2 separate regions of the Homo sapiens genome follow, and region 1 is linked to region 2. Evidence: read pairs that join two places in POLR2A ChIA-PET (ENCODE). Cell type or tissue: Panc1. All regions are shown on one strand. Links, peaks and the distances in the headings refer to the core of each region. The heading gives the core; the rest is flanking DNA. Region 1 overlaps PLEKHA7 (pleckstrin homology domain containing A7). Region 2 has its middle 29 kb from the start of SNORD14A.

The links. Peaks named below come from ENCODE experiments on the same cell type or tissue, not always from the same donor. Only the 100,000 strongest peaks of a DNase experiment are listed, where the experiment ranks them.
Region 1: POLR2A ChIA-PET joins it to region 2 with 13 read pairs; 2 of 35 experiments call an interaction of 5 or more read pairs at or near these places.

Annotation. Positions count from the first base shown.
Region 1 is chr11:16,981,511-16,991,662 of GRCh38, forward strand. The region is part of intron 3 of PLEKHA7 (pleckstrin homology domain containing A7); the gene reads right to left. Among named protein-coding and RNA genes, the nearest start is that of PLEKHA7, 28 kb to the right of the region's middle. RefSeq lists enhancers at 115-753, 4,945-5,394. In Panc1, for the core only: no CTCF peak of the experiment used is centred there; no DNase peak of the experiment used is centred there; H3K27ac peaks cover 2,456 bases.
Region 2 is chr11:17,041,053-17,051,204 of GRCh38, forward strand. No RefSeq gene overlaps it. Among named protein-coding and RNA genes, the nearest start is that of SNORD14A, 29 kb to the right of the region's middle. In Panc1, for the core only: no CTCF peak of the experiment used is centred there; no DNase peak of the experiment used is centred there; H3K27me3 peaks cover 535 bases.

The DNA.
Region 1 (10,152 bases), core at 732-8,731, 60 kb before region 2:
TCTCCCAGCCCCTCCAGCCCCCTACCCTCTCCCTTTCTCTCACTATTTCCAGTCAGCCCAGTGCAAACCATGCCCTGGCTAGAAACACCATTTTCCCCCAAGAGGCTGCTAATAGTAGACGGGGTTGGGGGGCGGGGCGGGGAAGGAGCTGCAATAACTTGGCTCTTGAGTTGCAAAGAGAAAAATGAAGGAATGAGGAGGAGTGGGCCACCAGATCCCCACAGATTCCAGGGTGGAGAATGTCCAATTAAAATGCATTCTGCCAGAGCCCAGCAGCAGCATTTCAACAGAGCCACCATTGTCTCCGTCTGAACTGCTGCTGCCCACAGCCCAGCAAGTGGCAACCAAACAGGCTGTCGTCATGGAGCCGGAATGCAGGGTCCTGGCCCTCCCCGAAGGCACCAGAAACACTGCTCTGTTTACCCACGTTGCCCTTATTTAAAAACAAAACAAAAAACCCCACTCCACCCTCGGCCCTTCGGCATGCAAGACACCAGGAAGGACAGACGGTGGTGAGAGGACACTCCATATGCCAGCAGCGTGAGGCAGGTCTGCCAGAAGGTTCCCAATGATCTGGCCAGGCTGGGGGGAACAAGTCTCCCCCAGGAAGCTGGGAAAGTACTTTGGAAATATATAAAAATCAGATACAAATAGATATCTGAATGGGGCATAAAGAAACTGTTAATGCCCTGGAAGGGCCCCAAGCCCCTTTACAAAAGCTTTATGCCCAAAGAATTTGGCCAAGGGCAAATGCAGGCTCCCTGCATAAATCAGAAACCTTGCAGGGCAGAGACAGACCTGTGTGTCCAGCCACCTCTGGGACACAGGCAAGCTTGAGGCGAGCCAGTTGCCCCTGGCTACAGCACCTGGCCCCCACCCCAACCCAGGAAAGGGGTGCAGGGGCTGAAAGCCTGGCTCATCCAGTGCTGAGCCCAGAAACAGAATGTCCAGGGTGACTAGCACATTCAAAGTGCTTACTGTCCCTGTCCCACTCTACAGAGATCTCAAGGACAGGTTTAATCAGGAACCCTAGACGAAAGCAGGAAGCAGAGTCAGTGGTGCTCAGAAAGCCATTCATCAGCTCTAGGCCAATGTGAAACCCGTGGTACCGGAGCCCCAAACAAACCAGTTCTAAAACCCGTCCTCCTGTGCAGCTCTCTGACCTCTGCCACCTGTGTCCACGACCTGACCCAGGCACAGGTGGCCCTCCATGCTTTAGCTTGGGTCTACCTCTCTTACCTCTCAGACTTCACCTCCCTCACTATCCCCTACACACACACACACACACACACACACGGAGAAAGAGAGACAGAGAGAGAGAGGGAGAGAGAGAGAGAGAAACTCCCAACTACTCCAGAGATACTGAACTATCTAGGATTCCTGGACTCCACACACTATTTCGAGACACTGCCTTACCTTCTGACTCAAAGGCCTTTCTTCCCTTCCTGACCTGGCTCACCCCTCACCCTTCAGGAGCCCACTCAAGCATCATGTGCTCTATTAAGCTTTCCTGGGCCTCCTACCAGATGATCAGGCTGAGTAACAGAGCAAGAACTGAACAGAGCCTCTTGGGACACCAGTAAACCTTTGCTTCATGGAGGTAGCACAGGGGATGGGAAGGTTGGAGAGGACTATAACTGACTCACTCTTATTTCAGAACCAAAAGCAATGGGGGAAGTCAGAGCAGAGAAGATTTCAGCTCAACCTGAAATGGAACTTCCTATCAATGAGAATGTGACAATTACAGGAGGGGCTTCCTTGTGAGGTAGTGAACTCTCCCTGTTATACAAAGTCATTGAGCAGAAGCAGTTTGGTCAGCACTGCTGCCGAAGGAGTCTCTATATCAGGTGAATAGGCAAACCACATCAGACCATGTGAGAGGCTTGAGACCTTTCCATAAAGGCCTGAGATTCCAGGGATGGAGGTAGTGAGGAGGGATGCCCACCATGAAGTCTGGGAGGAGGAGGGCAGCTCTGGGGTACAGCTGTAGCCCCTCCTGGGAACCCTAACAACCAGATAGGAAAAGCAGAATTCATAGGGCTGCTGATGTGGCATTTCTCGTTTACTGGCAGCTTCTGGCCTGCAGGTTGAGCTCCCCAGTCTAGATTTGTGGAGGCCAAGATTCTTCTCCTGTCTCCACTGCCGCACCACCACGCCTCACCATGACTACTAAACAGAAGATCCAGGCAGGAACAGCCAAAGAATCAGTCACCTTCTCCCTGCTCATTCCCAAGTCCAATACTCATCACTGTCCTCCTCAGGGAGAAGGCTCCCTGGATGCCGTAGCTCCCAAAAGGGCAGAAGATAGGTGGAATGAGGGCCCAGGCCAAGACTAGAAGGCACCCAGGTCCATCTTTAATAATATTACCCCAGCTTGGGCAACATGGCAAGACCCGGTCTCTACAAAAAAAAATTAACAATTAGCCAGGCATGGTGGCATACACCTGTGGCCCCAGCTACTCAGGAGGCTTAGGTGAGAGGGTCACTTGAGCCCAGGAGGTCGAGGCTGCAGCCTGGGCAACAGAGTGAGACCCTATCTCAAAAAATAATAAAAAATAAAAAGAATTTTAAAATAATATTATCATGAAGAACAAAACTACCATTTAATGAGGGCTTATTTCATACCAGGTACTGTGTTAAACATGCTACCTACATTATCTTTAATCAGTCTATTCTACGTACAACAACCATAATTTAACAGAGGAATGGCATGATCTGACTTTTCTTTAGAATAAGTATATTTTAGAATATTATCCTAAATAATTAAAATATTTAGAATAAGTACTTAGAATAATTAGAATATTTAGAATAAATATTTAGAATAATTATCCTTATTCTAAAGCAAAAGTCAGATCATGCCACTCCTCTGTTCAAAGCCTTCCATTGTTCAAAGCCGTCCAGTGAATTCTCTGCTGACTCAGGGTGAAAGCTCAAGTCAAGGGCCTGCACCTCTCCAGTCTCAACTCCTACTCCCTGAGCTCCATCCACTCTGGCCTCCTTGCTGTTTCCTCGTCATGGCATGTCCTGCCCCTACATGGCTTGATCAGATCTCTACCCAAATGTCATCTCCACAAAGAGGCCTCTTCTGACCATTCCACTCTCACACCCAGGCCTCCTGTCTCCTTTTCCTGCTCATTTTTCTCCATAGCACTTACCATCCTCTGATACTATATATTTTAACCATTTCGTTTGCTCTCTTTCTCTCCTGCTAATACGTAAGCTCCATGAGGGCAGAGACCTTTATTGATTTTGTTCACTATCCCATCCCAGCATTTAGAACAATGCCTGGCTCCAAGTAGGCACTCAATAAATATTCATTTAATAAAGGAATGAATGACCCTACAAGGTAGATGTTCTTACTAGCTACTGACTATAGATGTGGAAACTGAAGCTCAGAAAAGTTGACTCACTTGTCCAAGGTCACACAGCTGGCAAGCAACAGAAGTGGGATTAAAATTGAGGCCTGACAGCCCCCTTAACTCTGTGATGGCATCTTCTTTCATCAAAAGGAAGGATCCGGATATCCTATACCATAAGTGTCTTGGGTGCCAGCGGGCTGGGCACCTCCTCACCCTGTCTGCATGTTCTTCTTCCTCAAGGAAGGAAGCCTTCAGAAGCCCTTGAGGCAGATGCCTCTGCCTCATTCATCTAAGAATGCCCAGCACCTGGCCCAGGGTTGGCATGCAGGTGCCCACTACACGTTTATGAATAAACCAACCCACTCCTAGGCACCTAGTTGTGTCCTTACATTTTGATTTCTTTACACATTGCTTTGTGAATTGCTGTTCATTTTACTGAATGTGAGGACAGGCAGAAATTCCAAGTACACTTGCTTCTCAACCTTTTGGCTAATATCAAGTATAGAAATTCCAGATACACAAAACTGAACTAGAATGGACCCTGCCTTGAAGAAATTTACAACAATGTGAGAGAGATGTAGACACAAAAAGGTGTAACATGAAGCAGGACAGTCACGTGAGCAGCAAATGCAGTGCCAAGAGTGCAAGGGGCAAGAGAGCTCTTGGGGTGGGGGTGGGGACAGCCACACACAACAGCTAGACAGCCTAAGAGGGGCAGGGAAGGCGGAACCACTTATCCATCCGTTCATTCCGCATTAACATTTTAAGTTTTCTTGCTTGAAGAAACACTGTGCTTGTTACTTAATACTGTGCTGAGTGCTGGGGACAGATATGTGAATCAATCAAACATAAAGATAATTCACAGGCTAATGAGGGAGAGACAGAGAGACATTACACAGACTAAGGTGATATGTGGCAAGAGAGGATGCTAGCATGCAAGCTCCATGCCCACAGGCACCCTCCTTTTGTTCACTACTGTACTCCTCAGTACAACACTGTCAGGCTCAGAAAAGCTTCTCAGTACATAACAAATGAATGAAAGCACTGCTAACTAAATGAATGAAAGCACAAATGGAGGGATATCACAAACCCTTGATGGCGGGTGGCCACAGATGGCTTCCCAGGTAATGCCTGAGTCTTAAAGGATGCATAGGAATTACCTGGATGGAAGGGGGCATTCCTACAAAAGCAAAGACAAAGAAGCAAGAGAGTGCTACAGCTTATGATGTTGTGGAGTGTGTTCAGGCCAGAGGGGAATGGTGTGCTTTAACAGGACACAGACACAGGAAGAGAAGCCCAAGTCAGGACACCTCTGAAGGCCCTCATCAGGAAGCATATCAGGATGAGGTATTTGGGCCCCTGTAGGGAGAACAGGATGGAGGCAAGAAAACCAGTCGGAACCATCTGCACCGCTGCAGATATGAGTTGGTGACAGTGGGGTCTTTAGGAGGCACCAGAGAAAGGACTAATCACAAGAATCTGTTACAAATCACAGGTGCAAGACCCCATGGAGAAGGGAGGCATCGAATGAGCCCAGACACATTTTGAGTACATAAGAAAAGTGCAGCCCCACCAGAGCCCTCCTGGGAATGCTGCAAAGCTGCTGGGGAGATGCCAGCAGAACCATGTCACACCTTGCCCACAGTCACCAAAGTGGGGACCCTACTGACTGGCTGGAGGCAAGGAGGAAGTCAGGGGAGAGAAACCATAAAAATTGCTCACTATTTATTTCACTTTCACTTTGAGCACACAAGTGGGGAGAAGACGCCCTGGCCCAGGAGTAGAGAAACCTGGCTGGAGTCCCAGCTGTCACCAACAACCTGAGTAACCTTGGGCAGGTGACTTCACCGCTGGGGCTCAGCTTCCCCATCTATAAACCAGAGCTTCCACCATGAGCCCCACCTCTACCAACATCCTGGAAAGGCCCCAATCAGATAAGTATCAGCTCTGCATAGCTTTATGTAGCACCTACTATATGATCTTCCTTGTACCAGGAAGGGAGGCAGGAAAGGGGCAGGCCGAGCCCCTGCCCAGAGAAGGTTTTAACAAGGTGGTCCAAGCAGGTACTGCAGAACACCGGCAAGGGCATTTCCAGCCACATTCTCCAGCCAGTCTTACTGCCCAGCCCAACCCAGCCCAGGGAAGGCGGAGAGGAAGCAGTGAGCTGTTTTACAATCCATCAAATTAATTGCCCCAAATGGGAAATTTGCAGGCCTCCTACAGCCTCCTGTGTATTCCATAATCTCCCATGGCCCTAATCTGCTGAGAAAGAATGTGTGGGCTGTAATCTTTTCAGCCCACTGTTCACAGGGGCAATGCCTTGGAAAAACCTCAGTCCCCACCAGTGATCACTCCCTCCCAACCAAAAGCCTCCCCGACCTCCCATCCCCCACACCCCCCACTGACCTGGTGGCCAGCCAAGGCCTGGCTCCGCCCCCCAGAAGCCAGCTAGGCCAACCTTGGCCTTGACTTTGACCTCGGAAAGGAGACCTGCCCAACCAGCTCCTTTGGTAAATACAACTTTTGCTCCCTCCTTTTCCTCCTTAAGACAGAACAGCCTGGCAGGAGGCAGAACCAGGAGAAATGGCTTCCGAGTAGAGACGCACCCTTGAGGCGTGGTGAAAACAGCCCCAGGTGAGGTGCTGGGCATTGGTTCTAACCTTTGCTTACCCTATCCCTGCTAGGAAACCCACTTCCCATCTCTGGACCTCATCTTCATTTGAGAAATGAAGGGAATGTAAAACAGCCTCCCAGGAACTCCTTACCCCACCCCTTTAAACAAGTTGCTTCTTTGCTTCTGCTGTAACCTTTGCCTGCTCCTTTTCCTGCATAATGAAGCCTCTGTCTAGGCCCAACTCAAATGTCACTTTCCCCACGAAGGCTTCCTGGATCCCTCCCTTCTCAACACCTGTCCCAAACTCTTTCTGCCTCCTACACTCAACTAGCCTTGAGGGCAGAGGATTCTTTTACTCATTGCTACTGTCAGGAAACTCATTTGATAACATATTTCAGAGAGCTCTGGACAAACCTAGGGCCAAAACCTATTTCATTCTCTAAAATACCTGGCATGGCACAGATCCTGGGTCACCACCACTGGGTGAAGTTTTCTCAGACAGTGTGTGGAAGGCCAGGCTCCCTGAAGTTGACTGCACCTGTTAATAACCAGTGTCTGTACCCTCTCTCCTTAACAAAGTGCTTTCCTACTCACTACCTCACCTACAGGGGAAGGACTGATGTGATCCCCTTTCACAGAGAAGGCAAATGTCTTGCCCCAGGTCAGGCAGCTGTAAGGGGCTAAGCCAGGATCCAAACCCAGGTCTCCTAATTCTGGTTCTAACTTTGTGTTCCTCCCACCGTACCTGAGGGAACATGCAAAGCTGAGCCTATTGAGAAGATCTGGGCTTGGAGAGAGATGCAATCTAAACCTCTCCTTAGGGCTGCCCTGGGAGCCACATCCAGAGCAGCCAAGGGACAGTCAGGAACTCTGGGCAGAGGAATGGCAGAAGGCATTTACTCCATACTCTCCACTGCCTTCCTGCCTTCCTTCCTTCTTTCCTTCTTTCCTTCCTTCTTTCTTCCTTTCTTCCTTTCTTTGAGACAGAGTTTCACTCTTGTTGCCCAGGCTGGAGTGCAATGGTGTGATCTCAGCTCACTGCAACCTCTGCCTCCTGGGTTCAAGCGATTCTCCTGCCTCAGCCTCTCAAGTAGCTGGAATTACAGGCACCCACCACCATGCCCAGCTAATTTTTTGTATTTTTAGTAGAGACAAGGTTTCACCATGTTGGCCAGGCTGGTCGAACTCCTGACCTCAGGTCATCCACCCACCTCAGCCTCCCAAGGTGCTGGGATTATGGGCATGAGCCACCGCATCCAGCCCATCCCATGCTTGATTACCTCTGATGATAGTGAACTCACTACATCCCAAATATTTCAGAAGGTATCGTTGTAAACCTGGGGCCAAAACCTTTCTCCCTGTAGCTTTCACAGAGGATGAGACTCTTCTATGTGGCAGCCCTTCAGATATCTGCAGCCAGCCCTCATGTCCCTGTGGGTCTCCTCTTTTCCATGTAAAATACCCCCAGTTCATTCAGCTGTTGCTTGGGAGACAAGGTTTCCAGTGCCCATCACAGTCAACCCTTCAGAAGGACCCCAAATAGCCACATCTTCCTCAAAGGGGTGACCCATGAATGCGCCCCAGTGCTCCATCTGTGATCTCCCCAGAGCAGAGCAGCACCATCACCTCCTGTGTTCTGGGGATGAAACTTCCATTAATGCAGCTTAAAATCAAAACCAAAACCCCTTTGTCCCAGAGCTAATTTCTCAGAGGGCCCTGGCCATGTGGGAGCAAGGACAAAACTCATTCTCTTTACCTTGTTAGAGTGGGAAGAGCAGGAACTCTGGAATCAGACCTGGACTAGAATCCTGGTCCTGTCACTTATTTACTGAGAGACCATAGACAAATTACTCACTCTTTCCAAGTTTCAATTTCCTCAGCTACGAAATGAGCTACAAAATGGAGAAAATTTTTACCTCACTAGATAGATTTGAAGAATAAATGAGCTAAGGTATATAACTACTTAACACAGACCAAGAACTTCCCCAAAGTCAAAGCTGGTAAGTGGCTGGGTTAGGATGACATTCAAACTCAAGCCTGCCACCCTAAAGCTTTGTGACCGTAAGTTCCACACCACAGCTCTACTGCTTTCATGTCACACAGTCCCCACTACACTGCATGTCATCTTTGGTTTATCCATCTCCCCACACTGGACTGTGAATTCCCTGAAGATGTCCTTGTTTTTGTGGCCCCAGGATCTGGCATGGTGCCACCTGGCACAGAGTAGGAGCTAATAAAGGCTGATGAACAAGTGATTATATGAACAAGTCAATTACACTGGCTACAAGAAGACAGGTGCCTCTTTTGGCCCCCCCGCCCCCAATGCCCACATAAGCTTTGTGGCTGTGTACTACACACAGCTCTAATCCCACTACATGGGCTGAGTAGCAAGAAGCATTTATTTCATAAGGGCTTGAAGGGCCGAAGCATGCCAGCACCATCCCCCAAACCTGGACATAGCAATGTTCTGTCTTCCCCATCCACAAAACCTCCAACACTAGAGAGGTTTACTCTCCATTGCTCCTGGAGACTAGAGGCTGAGCTGTATGTACTCAGATAAGCATTGGCTGGGTTGGTCCCTGGTGACACCAAGAAGGCACAGGTCCTGTGTGGAGGAGAGTTGATGCCAGGGTTTCTCCAGAGTTCCTCAGCTCTCTGGGGCTTCATTTAAAACATTCTCTCAAAAAAATAAAAATAAAAATAAATAAATAAATAAAACACCCTCTCTTGCAGTGAGCTGAGATCACGCCACTGCATTCCAGCCTGGGCAACAGAGCAAGACCCTGTCTCAAAAAAAAAAAAAAAAAAAAAAAAAACTTCTCCCTGTTCCCAGGTAATCAGTAATAGGAAAAAGGAAGACACACCTGTTCATACTCAATGGGCCATCTCAAAACCATCCGGGCTCCACCTTATACAGCACTCGTACCTCACCATCTGTGCTACACTTGAGGCTGCACTGTTTCAGTGACAGGAATACCACCGGTCCTTCATGGCCTGCTTATGAGTCCTTCCTTGGAGCCTTTCTCAGTTACTCCTAAGGCTGTGGGGTCCATAAAAGCCTTGTTCCCATCGATTCAGAGCCTTAATTTCCCCATCCCATCAAATGGGCACACCATTATCAACCTCAAGGTTGTAACACTTTAAATTTCAAAGCAGAGCTGAGGGGATTTTAAAAGTTCCCTGGAAATGTGCCTGATGCCAGGTAGTCCTGGGCATTACCAAATACTCGTACTACCTAAGCACTGTGGCTGTGTACCACACACAGGAAGGATTCACTCAACATCAGTTTCTCTCCTTCTGGTCTATCACATCCCAGAGCATTGAGTGAATCCTATTGTTCTGGGCACAGCTTAGCTGCAACTCTACAGGGAGACCCTCAGGAGCATGGATGACATCTCCTCTGGCTACTGCCAGTATCTGTATGGCTCTGAGAACTCAATGGGCATTTGAATATCCCCAATGTTTAGCTGGTAAGCCAACCCATTTTAATTCACTGTTGTCATTGTGGGCAGATGAGATAGAAAATGTCTGTTTTCAGATAATTCCCCAGAAGGGGTGACTGGAAGCTAGTGCAGAGACAAACAAGGATGCCGGTGGTTCCCAAACTGGAGAGGAATCTTTGGGGAGCCCTCAGCCGGAGTACCCAAGGCCCAGCCCTCTGCCCCCGAGACTCCCAGGCTCCCTCAGATGCAGGGAGGGACCTCTCAGCAGCTGATTGGCTTCTCAGGCAGAGTCCCAAAGAGGGAAAATCATAGAGCTCAACTAACCATTTAATAAATTAATTCAATAATTATTTTTTAGGACCTACTTATTCCAACCACTATTCTAGGCACTAGAAGTACAGCCTTGAACAAGACAGGCTCGGTTCCTTGTCTTCATGGAGATGCATTCTAGCAGGGAGAGGAAAACAAATTGAAATATAACATGTCTGAGTCAGGCTGAGAACTCCAAAGAAAAAGAAAGCAGCACCGAGATAATAGAGTGTGCTGGAGAAGAAGAGTCAAGAAATGTCACCCTGAGAAGATGACATCTCAGCAGAGACCTGGAGAAAGTGAGGGAAGATCTGGAGGAAAACAGTCCAGACAGAGGGGACAGCAGTGCAAAGGCCCTAGGCTGGCTGCACTTCACATGTTTGAAAAACAGCAGCAGGGATGGGAGGAAATGAGGCCAGAGAGGTAA
Region 2 (10,152 bases), core at 888-8,887:
ACCCATGCGATATTGAAAGTAATATTATCCTCTCCCCCTTTGGATATTAGAATCAATATTACAGGTGGGTTATACACGACCAGCAATATTGGAAGTAATATTATCCTCTTCCCTCCTTGATATTAGCAACAATGTCAGAGGGGGTGTGTACAATCCCTGCGATATTTGGAGTAATATCACCCTCTCGCACAACCCCTGTGATATTTGGAGTAATGTCACCCTCTTACCCCGTGGATATGAGAAACAATATCACAGGGGAGATGTACACCCCATATGATATTGGGAGTAATAACATTCTTCCCCACCCTGTATATTAGGAACAATATCACAGGGTGAATGTACACCTGCTCTGATATTGGGACTTATTCTCTTCCCCCCTGGATATTACGAACAATATCACCGGGGGTGGGGGTGTGCACTTTCTGCGATATTGGGAGTAATAGCATCTTTTTGCCCTCTGGATATTAGGAACAATATCACAAACGTGGTGTACAGCCAATGCGATATTGGGAGTAATATCATCCTTCCCCCCCCAATATTAGGAACAAAATCACAGGGGTTTGTACACCTACTGCGATATTGGGAGTAATATCTTCAACTCTCCCCCTGGATATTAGAAACAATATCACAGTGTAGGTGTACGCTTTCTGCGATATTGGGAGTAATATCAGCCTCTTCCCCTTTGGATATCAGAAACAATATCACAGAGGGGGTGTACTCTGCCGGCGATATTGGGAGTAATATCATTGTCTCCTGCAATGGATATTAGAAACAATATCACAGGAAGTGTATACACCGTCTGTGGTATTGAAAGTAATATCATTCCCTCCCCACCCCTGGGATATTAGACTAAATCACAGGAAGGGTGTACACTCCCTGCGATATTGTGAGTAATATCATCATCTTCTTCCTTGGATTTTAGGAACAAGATCGCAGGGTGGGTGTACACTTCCTTGCGACACAGGGAGTAATATCATCCTCTTCCCCCCTACATGTTAGGAACAATATCACAGGGCGGATGTATAGCCCCTGCAACATTTGCTGTAATATCATCCTCTCTCCCGTAGATATTAGGAGAAATATAACCGGGGGTGTGTACACCCCTGCGATATTGGGAGTAGTATCATCCTCTCCCCCTTGGATATTAGGAACAATACCACAGGTGGGGTGTACTGCCTGTGCGATATCGGGAGTAATATCATCCTTTCCTCCGCTGGATATTAGGAAGAGTATCAGAGAGGGAGGGTGTACATTCCCTGCGATATGCAATGTGATATTATTCTCTCCCTCCCTGGGTATTGAGAACAATATTACAGGAGGGGTGTACACCCTCTGCGATATTGGGAGTCATATCATCCTCTTTTGCTCTGGATATTAGGAACAATACCACAGGGTTTTGTACACCCCCTACGATATTGGGAGTAATATCATCCTCTTGCCCTCTGGATATTAGGAAGAGTATCACAGGGGTGTGTACACCCCCTGCAATATTGCAAGTAATATCCTCTCCCCCCCGGATGTTAAAACAAAATCACAGGGGCTTGTACACTTGCTGCGATATTGGGAGTCATATCTTTCTCTCTCCCCCTGGATATTAGGAGCAATATCACAGGGGTGGTTTACATCCTGTGTGATATTGGGAGTAACATCATCCTCTCTCCCCCTGGATATTAGGAACAACATCACGGGGGGAGGGTGTACACCCCCTGAAATATTGTAAGTAGTATCTTCCTCTCCCCCACCCTGGATATTAAGAGTAATATCATCCTCTCGCCCTCTGGATATTAGGAAAAATATTACGGGGGGGGGGGGGGCGGTGTACACCCGCGCAATATTGAAAGTAATATCATCCTCTACCCCATGGTTTTTAGAAACAAAATCACAGGGGGTTGTACACCTGGTACGATATTGGTAGTAATATCTTTCTCTCTGTCCCTGGATATTGCGAATAACATTACAGGGGGGTTGTACACCACCTGCGATATTGGGAGTAATATGATTCTTTGCCCACCTGGATATTAGGAACAATATCATGGCGCGGGGGACGTGGAAAACCCCGGCTATTTTGAAAGTAATGTCAGCTGGTCTCTCTTTGGATATTAAAAATGATATCACAGAAGGAATATACTCTTTCTGTGATATAGGGAGTAGTATCATCCTCTTCTTCCCTGGTTACTATGAACAATATTGCAGGAGGGGTGTACACCTTCTGCAATATTGGGAGTAATATTATCCTCTCCTGCCCTGAATATTTGGAAAAATATCACAGGGGGGTGTACACCCCTGCAATATTGGGAGTAATGTCGTCCTCCCCAAACCTGGATATTAGCAACAAGATCACAGAGGGGGTGTACACACCCTGCGATATTGGAAGTAATATGATCCTCTCTCCCCCTAGATATTAGGAAAAATATCACAGCGCGGGTGTACGTTTCCTACGCTGTTGGGAGTAATATCATTCTTTTCTCTCTGGATAGTAGGAACAATATCACAGCGGTGGTGTACATTTCCTTCGATATTGGGAGTAATAACATCCTCTCCCCGTTTGGATATTAGGAACAATATCCCAGGGGGGTGTCCACCCTCTGCAATACTGGGAGTAATATCATCCTCTATTTCCATGGATATTAGACACAATACCACAAAAAGGTGTACAGCCCCTGCGATATTGGGAGTAATATTATACTCTTCTTCCCTGGATATTAGAAACAATATCATAGGGAGTGAACACCCCCTGTGATAATGGGAGTAATATTTTCTCTTTCACAGGACATTAGGAACAATATCACAGGGGGTGTTTATGCACCCTGCGATATTGGAGGTAATATCCTCTACCCCCCGGAATAATACCAGCAATATCACAGGGGTGGTGTACACCCCCTGTGATATTGAGAGTAATATCATTCTCTCCACCCCCAGATATTAAGAACAATATCATGGCGGGGGGTTGTATATCCCCAGTGATATTGGGAATAATGTCATCCTCTCCTTCCCTGGAAATTAGGAACAATATCACAGGGGGGTGTACACCTTCTTTGATATTGGAAGCAATATCATCCTCTTCCCCGCTGGATATTAGAGAAAATATCACACATGGTGTACACCCACTGTGATATTAGGAAGAATGTTACAGGGTGTACACCCATCTTGACTTTAGGAGAAACATCTCCCTAAAATAATACAAAAATAACACAGGGTATACAGTAATATCTCCCTAGGATATTACAAATAATATCACAGGGTGTACACCCACTGTGAGATTAGGAGTAATATCTCCCTAGGATATTACGAATAGTATCACAGGGTGTACATCCACTGTGATAATAGGAGTAATACCTCCCTAGGATATTACGAATAATATCACAGGCTGTATACCCACTATGATTACAAATCCCATAGTGCTGGGATTAGAGACATGAGCAACCACACCCACCCATGCTGTGTGTTTATCTGTTGTCTGTTGTTGTTTGTTTTTGAGCCCAGAAATAAATTCTCACCTATATGTTCAAATGATTTTTAACATGACTGCCAAGAAAGTTCATTGGTGGAAAAGCAGCCTTTTCAATAAATGGTATTGGAGAAACTTGATTTCCACATGCAGAAGAATGAAGGTGGACCCTATGTCATACCAGGTGCAAAAATTAACACAAACTGGATGAAAGACCTAACCCCAAGAGCTAAAACTATAATATACCTAAAAGAAAACATTGGCCAAACTTTTATGACATCAGAGTGGGCAATTACTTCTGGGATATGACACCAAAAGCATAGGCAACAAAAGAAAATTAGATTCCTTGGATTACATCTAAATGAGAAACACTTTTGTGCATCAAAAAACACTGTGAACTGAGTGAAAAGATAACCCATGGATTAGGAAAAATATTTGCAAATCATATATGTGAAAAGAGACTGATATCCATAATATATAAAGAACAGCTAGAACTAAACAACAAGAAACCCAAGGCATTCCATTAACAATGGTCAGAAGACTTGAGTAGACATGTCCCTAAAGAAGGTACACCAATGGCCAATAAGCATATAAAATGATGTTCAAAATCACTAATCATAGGGAAGTGCAAATCAAACCAATAATGTGATACCACACATTAGGATAGATATGATAAACAAGCAATGGTGAGACTGGAGGGAAGTAGGAATGCTCAAACATGATCAGAGGGAACATAAAACTGTGCAGGAACAGGGAAAATAGTATGGAGTGTACTTGAAAAATTAGAAAGACAATTATCAGATGATCCCGCAGTTGCATTTGTGGGTACCTACCATCTAGAATTAGAAGCCAGGAGTGGAAGAGATATGTGTACACCCATATTCATAGCAGCGTTATTCACAACAGCCAAAATGTGGAAGCAACCCAAGGGACCATGGACAGACGAATGAAAAAGCGCACTGCAGTTCATTCATACAATGGAAGGCTATTCAGCCTTAAAAAGGCAGGCACTTCTGGCCAGCGCAGTGGCTGACGCCTGTAATCCCAGCATCTTGAGAGGCTGAGGTGGGCGGATCACCTGAGGTCAGGAGTTCAAGACCAGCCTGGCCATGATGGTGAAACCCTGTCTCTACTGAAAATGCAAAAAATTAGCAGAGCATGGTGGCACATGCCTGTAGTCCCAGCTACTCAGGAGGCTGAGGCACAAGAATCGCTTGAACCCGGGAGGCGGAGGTTGCAGTGAGCCCGGACTGTGCCGCTGCACTCCAGCCTTGGCAACAGAGAGAGACTCCATCAAAAAAAAAGAAAGAAAGAAAGAAAGAAACAGGCACTTCTGACACAGGCTGCAACACAGATGAACCTTGAAGACATTATCGTCAGTGAAATAAATAAATCACCAAAGGATAAACACAACTGGGCTCAGTGGCTCGCACCTGTAATCCCAGCACTTTGGGAGGCTGAGGTGGGCGGATCACTTGAGGTCAGGAGTTTGAGACCAGCCTGGCCAATATGGCGAAAACTTGTCTCTACTAAAAATACAAAAATTAGCTGGGTGTGGTAGCCCAGGCCTGTAATCCCAGCTACTCAGGAGACTAAGACACGAGAATTGCTTGAACCCAGGATGTGGAAGTTGCAGTGAGCCGAGATCGCGCCACTGCACTCCAGCCTAGGCGACAGAGAAAGACTTTGTCTCAAAAAAAAAAAAAAAAAAAATTAAACACAGTATGATTCCACTTATATCAAGTCTCTAGAGTAGTTAAACTCATAGAATTGCAAAATAGAACGGTGGCCCCCAGGGGTGCGGGAGAGAGAGGAATGGAGAGTTTGGTTAATGGGTCCAATGTCCATTTTGAAAGATAAAAATGTTCTGGAGATGAGGGAGGTGATGGTTGCTAAACAATGTGAATGTACTTAATGTCATGAAACTATAAACTTAAAAATAGTGGAAACTGTAAATGTTTATATTGGCCATTCTAAATGAAATAATATATATTTATAATTTTTAATATTTATACATGGTATATTTTACCATAATAAAAGATGAAAATTAAAGCAGTTGGATCTTTAAAAAGAAAAGAAAGAAGCGAATAGTATATACACACAAGCTTTCTCCTGATTAGAGGAAGAGTCCCAAAGCTTCTAGGGACACTCACTTTTCTCTTCTTGCTGCATTATTATGAGGAAATCCTTAGAGATTGGGGAACTTGGGTGAATTTGGATAATGAGGAGCTCTATGCCTTGAGCCCCCAAGGCCATAGAATAGTAAGTACTCAGTCTGTGCCTCCAGCCCTGCAGTGTGAGGTTCCAGTACAGTGGGCTACACACGTGTCACCTGCATCAGGAGGCTCATGTCTGACCCTGTCTTCTTGCCAGTCTTGAGGACGGAGTCTGAGCCTCCATCGTGCACCACACAGGGAGGACAGTGGACCTGTTCTCCGTGGTCATGACCCAGCAGAGAGGAAGCACAGTTCAGTGAGTGCTGAGGGACAGGTCAGGAGCCTTGTTTTGTTTCCTCATCCTCAGGACAAACAGGAGAGTGCGGTGGGCAGATGGGAGGAGACCAATGTGCAAACTGTCAGCTCAGCAGACTGTGGAGTTTCTATTCTTGGTTGTGGTGGGGGTCTCAGAAATCTTATTCAAAATTTTGCTTTCCTCCCACACTGGTTGTCCTTTTCATGAACATCTCACCCATGATAGCAGCAAATGAGTCCCTCTAAACTATTCCCTAAGCACAACAAAAAGATTATGAAGGTGATGAGGAGGATAAAGAGGACGATGACAGACACCATGGCATCATGAACCCTTACTGGGGGCTTCCTAAATGCCAGGCTCTGAGCTCTGTGGTCTATACAGCTTCTTTGATTTCATCTGCATGGTCTTCTCCCAGTTATTAGTGCACATTAAATTATTATTATACAGACTAGAAAAGAAGCAATGCATTTTCATATAAGTTGTACCAGATCATGAAGTCGAAAAGAGTAAAGTCCCATTTGAACCAGGCAGTCTAAGTCCAGACACGTGGCATTTGGCCAGTCCTCTCCCTGCATCCAACCTGCCCTCTCAAATCCTTGTCACTCGGGCAGATGCCCCTGCTCACTGTGCCCTTCCCTTTGGGGGTTCCTGATAGACCACAGCTAGCCCAGTGGGTGCCACATTCACTGTGTCAAGTATAGAAAGGGCAGCCGAGATCACATCAAAGATTCCAGAAAGAATTGGCACAGGATCATTCGGGACGCATCTCTCCCTTGCCCCTGTTCCTGTCTTTCCTTACAGCTCTCGACTTCCTCAAAGGAGTCATAAATTCAGAGTTTGGCTTCCATTCCTATTGAGGAAGCTGGAATCTGTTTCAAAATGCTCCTCAGATGTGCCTGTGGTTAAGACCTCTGAGCTCTGCTTTAAACTTTTTGAAGCTGGGCGCGGTGGCTCACGCCTGTAATCCCAGCACTTTGGGAGGTTGAGACAGGCGAATCACAAGGTCAGGAGTTCGAGACCAGCCTGGCCAACATGGTAAAACCCTGTCTCTACTAAAAATACAAAAAATTAGCCGGGCATAGCAGCAGGCGCCTGTAATCTCAGCTACTCAGGAGGCTGAGGCAGGAGAATAACTTGAACCTGGGATGCAGAGGTTGCAGTGAGCCGAGATCATTCCACTGCACTCCAGCCTGGGCAACAGAGTGAGACTCCATCTCAAAAAAAAAAAAAAACTTCTTGAGAGTTGGAAGACCATGAAGTTTAGTACCTGGGACTTAGAGACTGGTCATTAACTTTGAATACCACCTTTTCTGCTTATCTGTATGGCAAGGGGTGAGATGTCCATCCTCTGAGACTCAGCACTCTCGTCTGAGTTGATTTCTAGTTGATCCAATGGAAGTGAGCAATGATTAAACCGATCGTGGGTGCCTGCTCCGTGATCTCTATGTGATGGATGCATAAAGTAAAGGCAAAGTGAATTTTAGATACATTCATTAATATTTTAAGCTTCATCTCTATGCAATTCAATGGAAATATCCCCTGACCTGAAGTTCTGGTTTCCCTGCATTCCAGACAGGACATTTTATTTTGTCCTTATCTAAGTAAGTACTGAGTATTGTGAGAGGAACAAGTGAGTCTCTTTTGTTTCTGATTCCCCAGAGCCTATATCTTGCTTGGCACACAGGAGTTAGCCAAAGTAAACATCTATGTTAATTATTGAATAGACCCTTCCTTGGTTCACAAAAATTGGCTGTGATCAGTGTGACTTCGTCATGCTTGATTCCTTTTTTTTTTTTTTTGAGACGGAGTTTTGCTCTTGTTGCCCAGGCTGGAGTGCAGTGGCATGATCTCGGCTCACTGTAGCCTCTGCCTCCCGGGTTCAAGCCATTCTCCTGCCTCAACCTCCCAAGTAGCTGGGACTACAGGCACGCACCACCACGCCTGGCGAATTTTTTGTGTTTTTAGTCGAGGCGAGTTTTCACCATGTTGGCCAGGATGGTCTTGATCTCTGGACCTCATGATCCACCCTCCTCGGCTTCCCAAAGTGCTGGGATTACAGGCATGAGCCACCGCGTCCGGCCAAACTTTCTTATGAAAACTCTAAGTCCGGGTGGGGGGAGCGGGGAGGGATAGCATTAGGAGATATACCTAATGTAAATGATGAGTTAATGGGTGCCGCACACCAACATGGCACATGTATACCTATGTAACAAACCTGCACATTGTGCACATGTACCTTAGAACTTAAAGTATAATTAAAAAAAAAGAAAGAAAAATAAAAAGAAAACTCTAAGTCCACCTAAGCTAAGGACAGGAGTTATGTCTTACATGAATTTTTAAACAAGACCCACCTATTTGAGTAAGTAATTACTCTCTTGAAGGAGGAAAGTCAGAAAACATAATGATGAAATCACTAGACCATAACTGGCATGTGGAAATATTTTCTGCTTATGAACTATCAACTTTAATTTCACTTTTAGATGGCATGGTCTCAGCTGTTATGCAGTGTTTATAGAGTTCTAAATCAAGGGAATTTGTGGCATTCTATTAGAATAAAATAAAATATTTGAGTTCTTAATTTCCTTTAATTAGGATAAACTTTTTCTTTTTTTTTTTATTTTATTATTTTTTTTTTAATTTATTTTTTTATTGATAATTCTTGGGTGTTTCTCACAGAGGGGGATTTGGCAGGGTCATGGGACAATAGTGGAGGGAAGGTCAGCAGATAAACAAGTGAACAAAGGTCTCTGGTTTTCCTAGGCAGAGGACCCTGCGGCCTTCCGCAGTGTTTGTGTCCCTGATTACTTGAGATCAGGGATTGGTGATGACTCTTAACGAGCATGCTGCCTTCAAGCATCTGTTTAACAAAGCACATCTTGCACCGCCCTTAATCCATTTAACCCTGAGTGGACACAGCACATGTTTCAGAGAGCACAGGGTTGGGGGTAAGGTCACAGATCAACAGGATCCCAAGGCAGAAGAATCTTTCTTAGTACAGAACAAAATGAAAAGTCTCCCATGTCTACTTCTTTCTACACAGACACGGCAACCATCCGATTTCTCAATCTTTTCCCCACCTTTCCCGCCTTTCTATTCCACAAAGCCGCCATTGTCATCCTGGCCCGTTCTCAATGAGCTGTTGAGTACACCTCCCAGACGGGGTGGTGGCCGGGCAGAGGGGCTCCTCACTTCCCAGTAGGGGTGGCCGGGCAGAGGCGCCCCTCACCTCCCGGACGGGGCGGCTGGCCGGGCGGGGGGGCTGACCCCCCCCACCTCCTTCCCGGACGAGGCGGCTGGCCGGGCGGGGGGCTGACCCCCCCACCTCCCTCCCGGACGGGGCGGCTGGCCGGGCAGAGGGGCGCCTCACTTCCCAGTAGGGGCGGCCGGGCAGAGGCGCCCCTCACCTCCCGGACGGGGCGGCTGGCCGGGCAGGGGGGCTGACCCCCCCCACCTCCCTCCCGGACGGGGCGGCTGGCCGGGCAGAGGGGCTCCTCACTTCCCAGTAGGGGCGGGCGGGCAGAGGCGCCCCTCACCTCCCGGACGGGGCGGCTGGCCGGGCAGGGGGGCTGACCCCCCCACCTCCCTCCCGGACGGCACGGCTGGCCAGGCGGGGGGCTGACCCCCCCACCTCCCTCCCGGATGGCATGGCTGGCCGGGCGGGGGGGCTGACCCCCCACCTCCCTCCCGGATGGGGCAGCTGGCCGGGTGGGGGGCTGACCCCCCCCACCTCCCTCCTGGACGGGGTGGCTGCCGGGCGGAGAGGCTCCTCACCTCCCAGACGGGGCGGCTGCCGGGCGGAGGGGCTCCTCACTTTTCAGACGGGGTGGTTGCCAGGCAGAGGGTCTCCTCACTTCTCAGACGGGGCGGCCGGGCAGAGACGCTCCTCACCTCCCAGACGGGGTCTCGGCCGGGCAGAGGCGCTCCTCATATACCAGATGGGGCGGCGGGGCAGAGGCGCTCCCCACATCTCAGACGATGGGCGGCCGGGCAGAGACGCTCCTCACTTCCTAGATGTGATGGCGGCTGGGAAGAGGCGCTCCTCACTTCCTAGATGGGATGGCGGCCGGGCGGAGACGCTCCTCACTTTCCAGACTGGGCAGCCAGGCAGAGGGGCTCCTCACATCCCAGACGATGGGCGGCCAGGCAGAGACACTCCTCACTTCCCAGACGGGGTGGCGGCCGGGCAGAGGCTGCAATCTCGGCACTCTGGGAGGCCAAGGCAGGCGGCTGGG